2 separate regions of the Mus musculus genome follow, and region 1 is linked to region 2. Evidence: chromatin loops called from intact Hi-C (ENCODE). Cell type or tissue: heart. All regions are shown on one strand. Links, peaks and the distances in the headings refer to the core of each region. The heading gives the core; the rest is flanking DNA.

What was found. Hi-C counts contacts between places; a loop is a spot of excess contacts. Peaks named below come from ENCODE experiments on the same cell type or tissue, not always from the same donor. Only the 100,000 strongest peaks of a DNase experiment are listed, where the experiment ranks them.
Region 1: it touches region 2 in a loop (3-fold over the local background); 5 of 42 quality-filtered maps call a loop at or near these places.

Annotation. Positions count from the first base shown.
Region 1 is chr14:68,974,628-68,981,135 of GRCm38, forward strand. No RefSeq gene overlaps it. Among named protein-coding and RNA genes, the nearest start is that of Stc1, 51 kb to the right of the region's middle. In heart, for the core only: no CTCF peak of the experiment used is centred there; no DNase peak of the experiment used is centred there.
Region 2 is chr14:69,142,464-69,148,971 of GRCm38, forward strand. No RefSeq gene overlaps it. Among named protein-coding and RNA genes, the nearest start is that of Nkx2-6, 26 kb to the right of the region's middle. In heart, for the core only: CTCF peaks have their summits at 2,969 (motif pointing right) and 4,217; no DNase peak of the experiment used is centred there.

The sequences.
Region 1 (6,508 bases), core at 1,552-4,051, 170 kb before region 2:
GTTTTGTACAAGAGTCCTCCAGTGCACTGTGGTGCCATCCAAGCTGTGAGTTATATAATTCCAATAAAGAAGCATAAGTACTTCCGAAAGTGCACAGATTGTGAAAACCCTCTCCCTCCCCAAGTGTAGGGAAGGAACAGGAGATACACGGCACTGGTGAAGACATGGCCCTCTTCACCGAACTCTCTGTTCTGTTTAAATGCACACACACACACACACACACACACAGAGAGAGAGAGAGAGAGAGAGAGAGAGAGAGAGAGAGAGGGAGGGAGAGAGAGAGAGAGGGAGAGAGGGAGAGAGAGAGAAAGAAAAAGAAGAGACAAGAAGAAACCCTCCATTCTGCAAAACCCTTTGTGAGAGTCATCTCAAAAAGAAAGGCTTCTTGTCTGGCAGCTAAAGCAACGTATCATCATCTGACTCTCAACAGTTAAATGAGAAAAGTAACCAGAGATGGGGAACAAGGCCAGCAAAAGGAATAATGGCTGACAAATAAAACAGCCACTAACTTCCTTCTCTAGGTCTCAAAGCTACTTATGTGAGTGTGGCTGATTAAATAGTCAACATCAAATTCAAAATTGCGTTGTAAGACAAAAAAAAGTGATATAGAAGGAAATTACAGATATTATGAAATGAAGCATAGACGGTGGATGTGTTCTCCCCGAGGGGAAGCTGCTCCTTGGCCAGACCTGAGTTCTCACATCCCTAGGTATTTGTCCTGTGCACATGTCTCTCCCTGGTCAGAGAGACCTTCTGGGGATGCTTGTGACCGACACTGACCAAGCTATGGCTTGTAGCTTTTTTGCTTTAATTCATTCACTGTTTCGCATGTAGCAGGTTCCAGTCAAATGCATGGTCCAGTTAATTTCTTGTGAAAATGTGAGAGACCAGAATGACCCTCCCTGTCAGTGCGCAAGAGTTAAAAAGGTTCCAGCAGAGTCTCACAATCAATATCTCACAACTGATTCAAGGATGCAGAGTAGCTCCTGCCTCCCACCCTCATCACCCAGAAAGCTTCCCCACCCAACGCTTGACGCAGTGGGGAAGGTCCTGGCAGCAAAAGCCATCCCAGGATAACATGGTGCAATTTATTAAACCTCTCCAAGCTTCTCATCTCTCGTCTATAAGTAGCCGCAGAATAACAGAAAGACTAATAAGCAACGTTGTGTGATAGAATCTAGCCCAGTCTCTGGTACCAAGTGCATAACTGTTCAGGTCACTTCCTTGCTCCCTCTTTCTCACTCATAATTCTTCATCTCAGAGGGAGACAGAGGTAGGATGGTTTCCCCAACGAGAGGTCGTCCCGATTGGTTTAAGTTCATAGTGAGTTAAAAGTTACCAATATTCAATGCTTCCTCTGGAACTGCTTCTACAAATAAGATAAAGCGGGGGCCAGTAAGATGGTTCAGCAGGTAAAGGCACTTACCTCCAAGTCTAAGAACGTGAGTTCAATTCCCAGGACTATTTATGGTAGAAAAAGCTGTGAATGAATACCCAGTGGCACCTGATACTCTTTAAGGGTCATCCTTGACAGCTTTGCACTTCCTGGGTCAAGAGCCCTGGGTCACAGCTATAAGTTGTCCTCACACTACCAGAGAGCTATAGCATACAAATACACAAATACACTAGTAGCAATAAAATAAATTTAAAATGTAAAAATGAAGAAAAAAACATTTAATTTCCGAAAGACAGTAAAAGAAGATGAAGAAGAGGGATTACAGCCAGGCAAAGCAACGTGAAGGTCGGAAATAGGTGGATTTCAAACTTAATCAATGACATCGCCCAGCGTTAGCTCTCAGACCACCAAAATTAGGTGAAATTAGATTCAGTGTTGTAGACAGTAGGAACATACACTGAAGTCTAACAGCTGTGTAGAATAAGTTCGAAAGTCAAAACTCCGGAAAGTCTAAGGAGCCCTGAGACCTGGCCAGGACCCACTCACACGAGTCCTGCAGAAGCAGCGCAGTAGCCTGTTTAGAGCTGTGCCAAAGGACAATCGACAGCTCGACATGTATCTTCTTCCCGCTACCAAAACTGGAGGACATTGGACAGCAGGTTGCTTCATGCTGGGAAGCCTCACTCCTCCCACCAGTAAATGAAGAGTACCAATGGGTCACCGATGCAAATCTGGGAGAGTGGCTGGCAGCACCCATCCCTGAGAACTAGGATGGGGATTATCTATGAATTAAAATGGCTACTGGGTAATGAGAGGCATTTCATACCTGGTCATAAGTTCCTCAGCTAAGGCAGGCCAGTGGAGAATTGAAAGATAATTGCGGGGGAGGGAGGGATTGTTCCAGAACAAAGACTCCTCTGCTCTGAGGAAAAGCCTAGCCTGGTGAATGCAGGGTCACAGCCACAGCACTGCCCAAATCTAGCAACTGCTTCTCATACAAAGCGATAGGACCACTGCAGTCCCTCCCTCCCTCTCGTCCCTTCCTCTTTCCCTCTCTCTCTCTCCTCCCTTCCTTTTGTCTGTCTCCTGTTGTTTTTGGTTTGGTTGAGTTCGGTTGGGTTTCAAGTCAAGAAAGAAGAAGGCTACCAAGCTGGGTACCATCTCCTAGGTACTTCCACGGGATCACATGTCTCTCTCTCAAAAAAAAAAAAGTTATTTTAAATGATGTAAGTGTGGAGGATTTGGAGCCCCAGAGATTAAATTTCTGCTGAAATGCACATGGTTTTGGAGGGGAGGAAATGAGCTCTTGACCCAGGGAGTGCAAAGCCTTCAGGGAAATGCTTCTAGGCCTGATAGAGAGAGTATCGGGTGCCACAAGCCATTCACGGCTCTCAGCAGATTGTAAGGTAGCAGGAGATCGCACCTGGCTGGGCAGGCCTGACTGGGGGTGGAGGAAGAAGAGAGACACCTGTCTCAGCCTGTCTCACATATACGTGCACACATTCCTAGGCCTGGGAACTTTTTTCCATCACAAAGGCATGTTTTATGACTATGTTTGTATTTTTTATGACTGAACAATCTCACATTCATCTAAGAGGAAGTGGGGACTAAGTGGCCTAGGAGATGTGACACCTGGGTCCTGCCAGCCTGGTCCCATTGGAGCTCAGATGACCCACTCAGTTTGCCACAAAATCCAGACATCTCCCTCTGCCCTGCCAGCCACCTGCTCTAAGGGCAACAGATAAAGTTTGTAAGGAGAATCTGGCTCTCCTCTGTCCTCTCTGAGCCCCAGTGTTCACAGATGTTAAGAGGCTCAACACAGTCTTCTCCCATAACACCCAAGGAGGTTCTTTATGAAGCATGGAGAACCATGAACATGTGACATTAACAGCCTTGTCATCAATGTTTCATTCACAGTCAGACACCCAAGGCTTTCACAATGTGTGTGTGTGTGTGTGTGTGTGTGTGTGTGTGTGTGTGAACAAAGATGTTTTTACATAGGACAGGAAGGTCTCAACAGATACAGCACTGTCACTGTCATCCTCAAATGCCTGCCATCCACGGAAGAAAAAAAAAAGTAAGTCCCTAACATAATAGATCAGTTAGTGACAGGGGATATCCCAGGCAAACTCATGGCTTAGGATCTTGAACAGTTAGACCAGAAAAACACCATGGAAGTATGAACTGTGATCGTGGAGAAGGCTCTATGAAGGACTTGTCATGTGAGTCCTCGGCAAAGAGCAGGAAGAGCCAGGAAGCAGTATAGAACTGGACCTGCCTTTGCCCTGTTGTCCTGTGCATCTGTAAGACCTCCACTAGAGCTGACACTGTGACCCACTCTTCTCTGTCACGGGACCAGTACTTGGTACACTTCTCACCACATCTCTTCTGATCACAAGAGGGCTACATGGTAGGGAAGTTTCCCCGACATCGGAAGGAAGGACGCTCAGTCAGAAAACCTCACCAGAATTAATAGAAGGAAATTCTGAAGGGAAGGCAAAAGTGAGGAAGGGGAAAGAGATGAACCCTGTGAGGTTCTGTGCATGGAGCAGGCAAACCCGAAAACTGTGTTCCTCAGCCAACACAGATAACAACTGTTGCCCTCGCCAAATTCAACAGACAACAGATTATTCTCTAGACAGATTTGACACGGGAGCTCTGGAAACAGGACTAGTAGTCATGAGCAGGAGTAAAGAATAGCTTGGGAGACAAGGGCACTTCTACTCTAGCTAGCTAACTTCCATCCAAGGCTGGAAACCAGAGTTCCTCTCTAAAGAATAAGATAGAGTTAAAAGAACGACTACAAAAAGGCTATAGATATTGATGTTTGGTTCCTTACACATGATCCAGAGTACCTGAGCATCCTACATAAAGATCCAGCCAGCCACAGCCTCCACTAGCATATGAGCCTATCTGAGCTTTGAGGAAATTCTATCACCTAAGAAATAGTATCAACACCAAGAAAAACTGAACATGTTTAGTACAACAGATATAATGGAAAAGACTCGATTCAGATCTATGATATAAGAATGTTGTTGAAAACGAGTCAGAAAGAGGCCTTGGAAATTTGAAACTATACTAGTGTCTGTTTTACATTTCTGCCTCACCACTGGGGTGTCAGACACTGCTGACTCGGGGGAGGCGAGATGAAGTCTAAGATAGGGGTCCCAGCCTGTGTTTCTCTGGGTGTGAATAGCAGGAGCTGGGACAGAGACTGTGGTTCTGAAACTCCATGCACTCAGATGCCACTGAGAACCGCAAGGAGTTGGGGACCAGCTCCCATGAGCTGTGATGAGCCTGAGACAGGGTGGAATCTGGCTTATCTCTGAGTGAGTGCCAGGAGTATGGAGAGGCTTTTTCAGGAGACTTCGGCAAAGCTCTGTATGACAAAGCCCCACCATCACCACCACTGCGGTCCCTGATGAAGGAGATGGTCCTTGCTTATCCAAACTCTTTTACTCATGGCAGATGAAGATGCATACACATTACTCAGGGTGAACCAGAGATTAAATACCTTTTGCAGTAAGGGATGCCCAGGAAGGGAAACTCATTGGATAAACACTTGGGGCCTATCTAGAGACTTCATTAGCATGGAGAACTCTAGGTTCTATGTTACATGACTGGTTGTCATGGTCTTCTGAGTGGAAGGTCATGGTCATGAGCTCATGTTCCTTGAGGACAGGAACCTGGTCAGGAGCTAGTCCAAACCCCGGCCGTTCCCAATTATGAGATTTATCCAGGTTCTGAACTTGCTACAACCTTACCAGTTTTTCTGTCTGGTGGCACAGTCCACTGCCCCAGATACTAGTAGAATTTTTTTAAGCTGAAAGAATTAGAACAAAAAGCTGAGTATGTCTCATGTAAATAAAACAGGGAGAATAAAATCAAGTGTGGAGAGTTAAGACAACCAGCCCAAGAGTTAAAAAAGATGGGGTAGGAATTCTAGAAATGGAGACAAAGAAAATGAGAGGATTAAATTATCACAGTTGGAAAGGGAAGAGATCTTCTTTAAAGTAAAATATTTCCCAAAACTTACCTGGTGTGAAATCTCTAAATATCAGACAGAGGAGCCTCTCAACTTCTGGCAAAAGAAGAGGCTTAACAGGCCAGTTTGTTCATTGAGCTGCGGTCTCTCATCACCAACTGGGCTCTGCTAGCATGAATATTTAAAGAGAGAAAAACTGAGCAGTCCTTGCCATCTTTAAAGACTAGTTTGCAAGCCCTTCTTTCCTGGATCCTTTAAAGATGGATGGGAAGAGAATACAATGAAGAGGTAGTGGAGGGCTTGCAGGGTGAAGCTTGCTGCCAAGCCTGATGACCTGAGTTCGATCCCCAGGACCGAGTAGTGGGAGGAGAGAACTGGCTCCATAAGGTCATCCTTTGCCCTCTGTGTGCCATGAATAAAGTCACTGGAAGACATAGAAAAGCTGTGTTAGGGTTCCCTGCAGTGAGCAACGCTCTGTGGCGAGCATCATTCAAGCATTATCACCCCTAGTCTCCATGGTAACCCTGTATATCAGGTAAGCGTTTCAAACCTGGAGATAATCAATTCTCATATTAAAGTCTCCAAGGTCACATGGCTGTGCTCTCTGCTCCTTCATCTCCTCCGCCTGGTATATGTGAAGTGGTCTCGCAGAGATTTCCTGCTAACAGCCTTTGGGGAGGAAGAGTCCCTGTAGAAGCCATGGGGATGATAAAACAAATTGGACTTTCTTGTTTTCTTTTTTTTACTTCCTGGAGGTTGTGATGCTTGAGTTACATAAATGTTGAGGGGAGGGCCAGGGAGATGGCTCGGTAGGTAAAGGGGTTTGTAGTTTAGGCCTGAATTCAATCCTGAAATCCACAGAACGGTGAAAAGAGAACCAACTTCACAAAGTTGTCCTCTGACCTTCACATGTGTACCATGCCTCTCTCTCTCTCTCACACACACACACACTAATAATAATAATAATAATAATAATAATAATAATAATAATAATAATAATAATGTTCTAAGGAGAAATTGGGATATAATTTTCTATCACTTATTTTCCCAGAATTCTCTTTAAAACATTCTTTTTATAATTCATATTTTACAGAGGACAAAGCTAGGCTGTGGACAGCCCCGGTAGC
Region 2 (6,508 bases), core at 1,870-4,369:
CATCTCCAGTCTGGTTTCTTTGTATGCTCATTTTGTCTCCACTCTGCACCCTGCTTTCCTGCTACAACACAATTGAAAATTTTGAAAGTGGTGAATAAATGCCTTTGTTTCTATGTCTTCCCTATCTCTGAAGAATTTTGATTATTAAATTATTTTATCTATTCGCACTCCAAATGTTGTCCCCCTTCCCCATCCCCCTCTCAGAGTTCCTCACCTCATTCCCCCTCCCCTTTGCTTCTAAGAGGGTGCTCCCACCCACCCACCCACCTACCCTTACCTCACCCCCACCCCAGTATGCCCCCTACAGGATTAGGCACACCCTTTCCCACTGAGGTCAGACAAGGCAGTCCTCTGCTACATATGTGCTGGGAGCCACAGACCAGCCCATGTATACTCTGATTGGTAGCTTTGTCTCTGGGAGCTCCCCAGGATCCAGGATAGTAGATTCTGTTGTTAGTCTTCCTATGGGGTGGCCGTCTCCTTCATCTCCTTTGATCCCTTCCCTAACTCTTCCATAGGGATCCTCAGCCTCAGTCCAGTGGTTGGCTGTGAGTATCTGCATCTGTCTCAGCTGCTGGTAGAGCCTCTCAGAGGACAGCCATGGCATCAGTAATAGTGTCAGGGTTTGGTGCCTGCACATGGATGCAGGACTCAATGAGTATGACCTTAGCTGAAATGCCCAACAGTGGGAATATGGAACCTGAAGAGACAACCTCCAGTAAATAGACAGGGCCCCCAGTGGAGGGATGGAGCCACCCACCCATCTTAAAAATCTTTGACCCAGAATTGTTCTTATCTCCAAAGAATTTTGTCAAGATAAATAGATGCATGCCTCTGCACACAGCAAGTTAATACTGTCATTGTTCACTTTGCTCAGTGAGGCCCAGGTATGGGATCTCTTGAATTTCTAATCTCACCAAGCCATACGTTGTAACTGTGTTCTTATGCCGAATGGGAAAGGAAAAGGCCTTTGAAAGAGGGGCTCTTATGCTCCCTGCTTGAGCTATCAGACTATCACCTTTGTTGGAACAAAACACAGCTCTCTTGCCTCAGAAGATATCAGAGATCGTTTATTCCTGAGTGAGCCCTGTTAGCCCGGGAACATGAATTCAGGCTGCAACAACATATTCCAATGTGGAAGACGTTTTGTAAAGTTGTTACAGTTGCAGAACAAGAGAAAGTTTCAAATCAGGGCCCTTTGCAAATATGTTGGTGGAAACTTGGAGGTAGGCAGGGCTATAGGTAAATGGGGGTGATCTCTGCGAAAGCTTTGACTAGCGATCTAGTAAATTACTACATTCCAAAGGTTTCTCTTGATAGTCACAAACATGGTGGATCAGACACAGAGGCCGGCAGAGAAAACTGTTTCAGAAACTTAAAGACAGTTTTAGATCATTTCCCTCTTGATCTGCAACTTTCTCAAGAAATACAAGCAGCCTTGTAGACTTTTTAACTTGGGTGTGGCTTTTTCTAGGAACATCAGATAAAATCTGTTTCTCCACACTTGCAAACTTAGCATGTTTACCAGGCAGACAGGAAAGCTGATGCTGGCCTCCAGTGAAAAAATACAAAAGGCTTCCTTCCACTCTCAGTATCTATCAAAGGACTAGACTTGAGAACAGAACTCTGACAAACTGGAATTGGGGGCAGAGGGTCCTACACCCCCATAAAACCCTACAAAATTTATAATTTTTGATCCAGTAAGATTATAGAACTACAGTAGCAACAAAACTATAAAATCCACTTCTCTTACAAATGTAGGGCGCAGAGCTAGAGACTACATGTAGGCGCCTGTCCCAGTGTATAACTGTGCCTCATACTCAGAACATTAAGTGCACAAGAACCAGCCTTAAAATAGCCACTGTTTATAAGTGGCAAATCTTTAAAAGATTTGCACATAAACAGACCCTTAGATGAACCTTGCCTTTGTTAATATACAGTTTCCTCGGTAGTCAAAATCCTTATGAAATCAGCGAAAATATAAGCAATTGTCTCTTTTGGTTTGGTTTGGTTTGGTTTGGTTTGGTTTGGTTTGGTTTGGTTTGGTTTGGTCTGGTCTGGTCTGGTTTGGTCTGGTTTGGTTTGGTTTGGTTTGGTTTTTTGAAACAATTTCTCTGTGTAACCCTTACTGTCCTGGAATTCCCTCTGTAGAGCATGCTGCCTTTGAACTCAGAGATCCACCTGTTTCTGCCTCCCAAGTTCTGGGAATAAAGATCCATGCCACCACTGCCTGACAGAAGCAATTGCCTCAACAAAACATGAAAGCCAATTACCTTTTGCAAATGTTACACAAGAAGCATATTTTGAAGAAAGCCTTCTTGCTTTAGACACAGAAACTAGGGTTTTAGTTTTTTATTAGTGCATTCAATTTTGAAAGTCTCTTTTTAAAAAGTCTTTTTACATTTTGCAGCATCTTTTGTAAAACTTTCTGATAATAGCGTCAATGATCATAAATAAACTTACCTCACCTGGTCATATAAGAGATTTTATTGCACCTGCATAAGTGTATCCCAAAATGCCATGGCCCTTTCTAACCAGAGATATGACATGACTATTGAAAGAACTCAGTCTTGAGTGTATAGACAGCTCAACAGCTAAGAGCCACCTGCTGCTCTTCCAGAGGTACACACACAGGAGCAAAGCACACAGGGACAGAGAGATGGGGGAGGAGGTGCATACAAAACAATTTGTTCTTTTAAATCTCAGTCTAAATGGAAATTTAAAAACCCAAGGTTCTGCTGAAAGTCTTTACTGGTCTTCAAACAGATACTTAAATCCAAACTACATTTGATTCTCTGTGGGTGGTACTAGAGAAATTCTGTCAGGCAGGCCAGATATGAAGGTCACTGGCCTGAGTAACCTCCACTCTCTTTCGCTGGGTTTTCAGAATGTTCTGAGCCAGCTGCCTTCTCCAGGAGCCAGGAAGATGCTCAAACCAAGCGGGTGCATGATACACTATTTCCAGCAGAGGGCAGTATTGGCTCAAACTTTCCACATTTCTCTCTGGTCTGGTAGTATTACTGCCCTGTGAAAATTTGTTTCATAACTGTTTTTTAAAATACTAAAAATTACCCACAAGGCCATCACTTCTTTCAATCACATGACTGCACCCCTCCTACCCAACTTCAACCACTGAAAGTCGGTGACTTAACATTTAGTTGTATTCGCCCTCAGTTATTTATAAAACTAAGTACAAATCTACTGCATTTGGTCTGGAGAAAGTACCAGCTGCTCTTGCAGAGGTCCCAGGTTTAAATCCTAGATCACATGGAGCAGTTCACAGCCACCTCCAACTCCACTTCCAGACTCCAAAATCTTCTGCTTCTTCCAGAACCAGGCATGCATGCATTGTACATACATGCACATAAAATAAAAATAATTTTTTAACTCCACGTTTAATTCACGTTTTTACACACGTCCACAAATATTCTCCAACAAACTTTGTTTTAAATATTGTACATTTATCTTGTCATTTTTAAACTGTGTTGCCTTTTGTATCTTACAAACAACTTAATTAATAAAAGTTACTGTTTTTGTCTTTCATAGTCCCTACAGACAAAATAGGGGAAGCCAGCTAACCCGATGGTGTGGGTTAACTGCAGGTCTTCAGCCTGCTGGTGGAATCCTGCCCTTGGGGTCATTTAGCTAAAGTGCTTGTGTTAAGTTATGGCCAGATTAGTGGGAACAATGAGAGGATCTCAGGCTTGGGGAGGGGTAGGGTGTTGACTGTGCCAAAGGGAGGGAAGTTTACAGAGCTGTTGGGGAAAAGGGAGGGGTCTTCAAAAGGGCTTTGCAAGTGATACCCTCTGTCAAAGGCAAAAAGGTAACAGGGCAAAAATAGGCAGCTCAGCCTGCACCTCAGGGAGGCGGAGAGGACAGTAAGTCTGCCTTGTCCTGGGAATGCCCAGCACGGAAGGGCAGGCTTTGCAAACGAAAAATAAAATCTGAATGCATAATTCAAAGAGGAAAAAAAAAAACTGAGGGAGTTTTGCAAGAGATAGTGTTCAGCATCCGGTCAGATTACAAGATGGTTGGGAATAAGAGATGGCGATACCTGAGTCTGCAAAAATCGGAAGTGGATAGGAGGGAAGAGAGAATACCAAACAAGAAAAGTGATCTGGTCTCCTGGAAGGTCTGGAGCCTGGCTTCCCTGGAAAGAAGCACACTCTTTCCCCTACTGCCCCTACTGGTCAACTGCCGGAGCTGCATCACAGACTCCTAACCTAAACCCTGTTCTTTGATGTGACTGAGTAGAAAAGGAGACAAACAAAAAACCAACAACAAAAAAAACCTTTTAAAATATGGCACCCAGGAAACAGAGAGCTTAGAAGCCACATCAGTCATTTCTATCGCCGCTGAACTTTTTTTTTTTTAACTATTTCTCTTGCATAAAATTTTTTGAAAGATCCAAGTAGAAGCAGAGGAGTAAAAGAGTAACACAAGCCAAATCTTAAAAGCCGCTAACCTGGAGTGATGATGGCTCTGTGGTTAAAACAAACAAACAAACAAACAAAAGCCAAGCTGCAGTCAAGGCTCAGGACTTGCCTGTAACTCCAGCTGGGGGCAGGGAGGATCCACGGCTCTCTTCTGCCCTCTGCAGGCAACCTGCGGGAATGTACACACAACACACACACAGAGTCAAAAACACACAGAAAAACACATACAGTTTAATTATATATGTGTATATAATAAATATACAATACATAATTATAATATATATACATATATATGTATATATGTATATTCCAACAATGCATAGCAGATACCAAGTTGGGGGATACACATTACCTGTTTTCAGTGAGAAGTAAAACTGCCTCCCAGGAGACTACAGCTATTTAGCAAGGTCTACTGATAGCAGACTTCTAATCCCATCCCAGGGAGGTTGAGGCAGGAGCACAGCAAGTTTGAGGCCAGCCTGGGCTACATAGTGAGTTTAAAGTAAGCCTGGGTTGTACAGAGAGATCAAAAATTGACTCAAAAAAGAAAAAATTTAAACAAGAAGAAAAAATTATTCACCTCCAGTCTTCCAGATTTGAAAGGCAACCTGTCTTTACTACGGGATCTTAGAGAGGCCAACCTTGCTGAAACTACAGGAGCAAGCTGCCACATGTGCCTGTATGATGCATGTGTGCCTGCATGCATGTGTGCGTGCATGTATGCGTGTGTGCGTACATGTGTGTGTGTGTGTGTGTGTGTGTGTGTGTGTGTGTGTGTGTGTGTTCACTTCTGCCTTTGTTTCCTGTTCCCTAGAGTACTGCCAATATGAATTCATAAACTTTGTAGTGTGGATTTGGATCTCAATGCCAGTGTTAAATATGAACATTCAAATGTCTTATTTACTCTCTGCCTTGGTAAGATAAGTTGCCTAGCTGTGACTTCCTCTCCAGCCCACTCTCACAGACCGTGTTACCACACAGAATCCCATGTGAAGAGTCTTCTACCAACATATCAATACCTGATGAGCCATGGTCTTTCTCCACTGTCTCTGGTACCATAAAAACGGAAACCCAAGTTCATCAGGAATCAATCATGACTTTGGTGAGAGCTGCCTAAGACATGGCCCTTTCTTCTTGGGGAAGGTTTCTTCCTGGTTTCTCTTGCTTGAGCGTTTGTTTGTTTTGCTTTATTTTACTTTGCTTGTTTAATCCAGAGGATGTCATAGTTTCTGCACAGAGAGTCAAGACGTTTGAAATATTTTTCTAATATATGACACAGAATTGTCAAGTGAACTCCCTTAGCAGAGAAGCTGGTTTTCAGAATGCAGGTTCTAGTCCTCATCTATACCATGCGAGAATGGACTAATAGGTCCTCATTTGCTGTCTGTTACTATGGTTAACACCTTGATCAAAAGCAACTTAATTGAGGAAAGAGTCCACTTGGTTTACAGGTTACAGTCCATTATCAAAGGAAGCCGAGGCAGGAATCAAACCATGAGAGATCACTGCTTTCTGGCTTGCTTCCCTCAGCTTGCTCAGCTATCTTCCTTACATAGTCCATGCCTACCTGCCCAAAGATGGCACTGCCAAAGTGGGCTAAGCCCTCCTACAACAATTAGCAATTAAGAATGTGCCCACAGGCCAATCTGATGGAGGCAGTTCCTCAGCTGAGATCCCCTTCCCAAAAGTACCTAGGTTTGTGTCAAATAGACAAAAGCTAACTGTAGTAACATGCTTTTAGTTGAAAGCCAGTGGTTTTCTTGTCTCTTCCTCAAACCCTCTGAATGCCTTCGGACTCTGGATCAGTAGCATCTTAGAGCTCTTCCGTTTAAAGACAATGATACCAAGGCCCAAGGAATCTGCATAAAATGCTGATACTGGTGATCAGGGCTCAAGCGCTTTCCTATACATGAAGATTATAGAGAAATGTTACTTGGAAAAAAATCTCCTGTTGATCTAGTTTGAAAGGAGGAGAGCTTGGTGTTCTCAAAGGCTCAACACTTAACAGGAGGGTCGTGTTGGCATGCAGGGCAACTAAGAGAGTTGAGGAAGTAGAGGCTACCTAGCCCAGC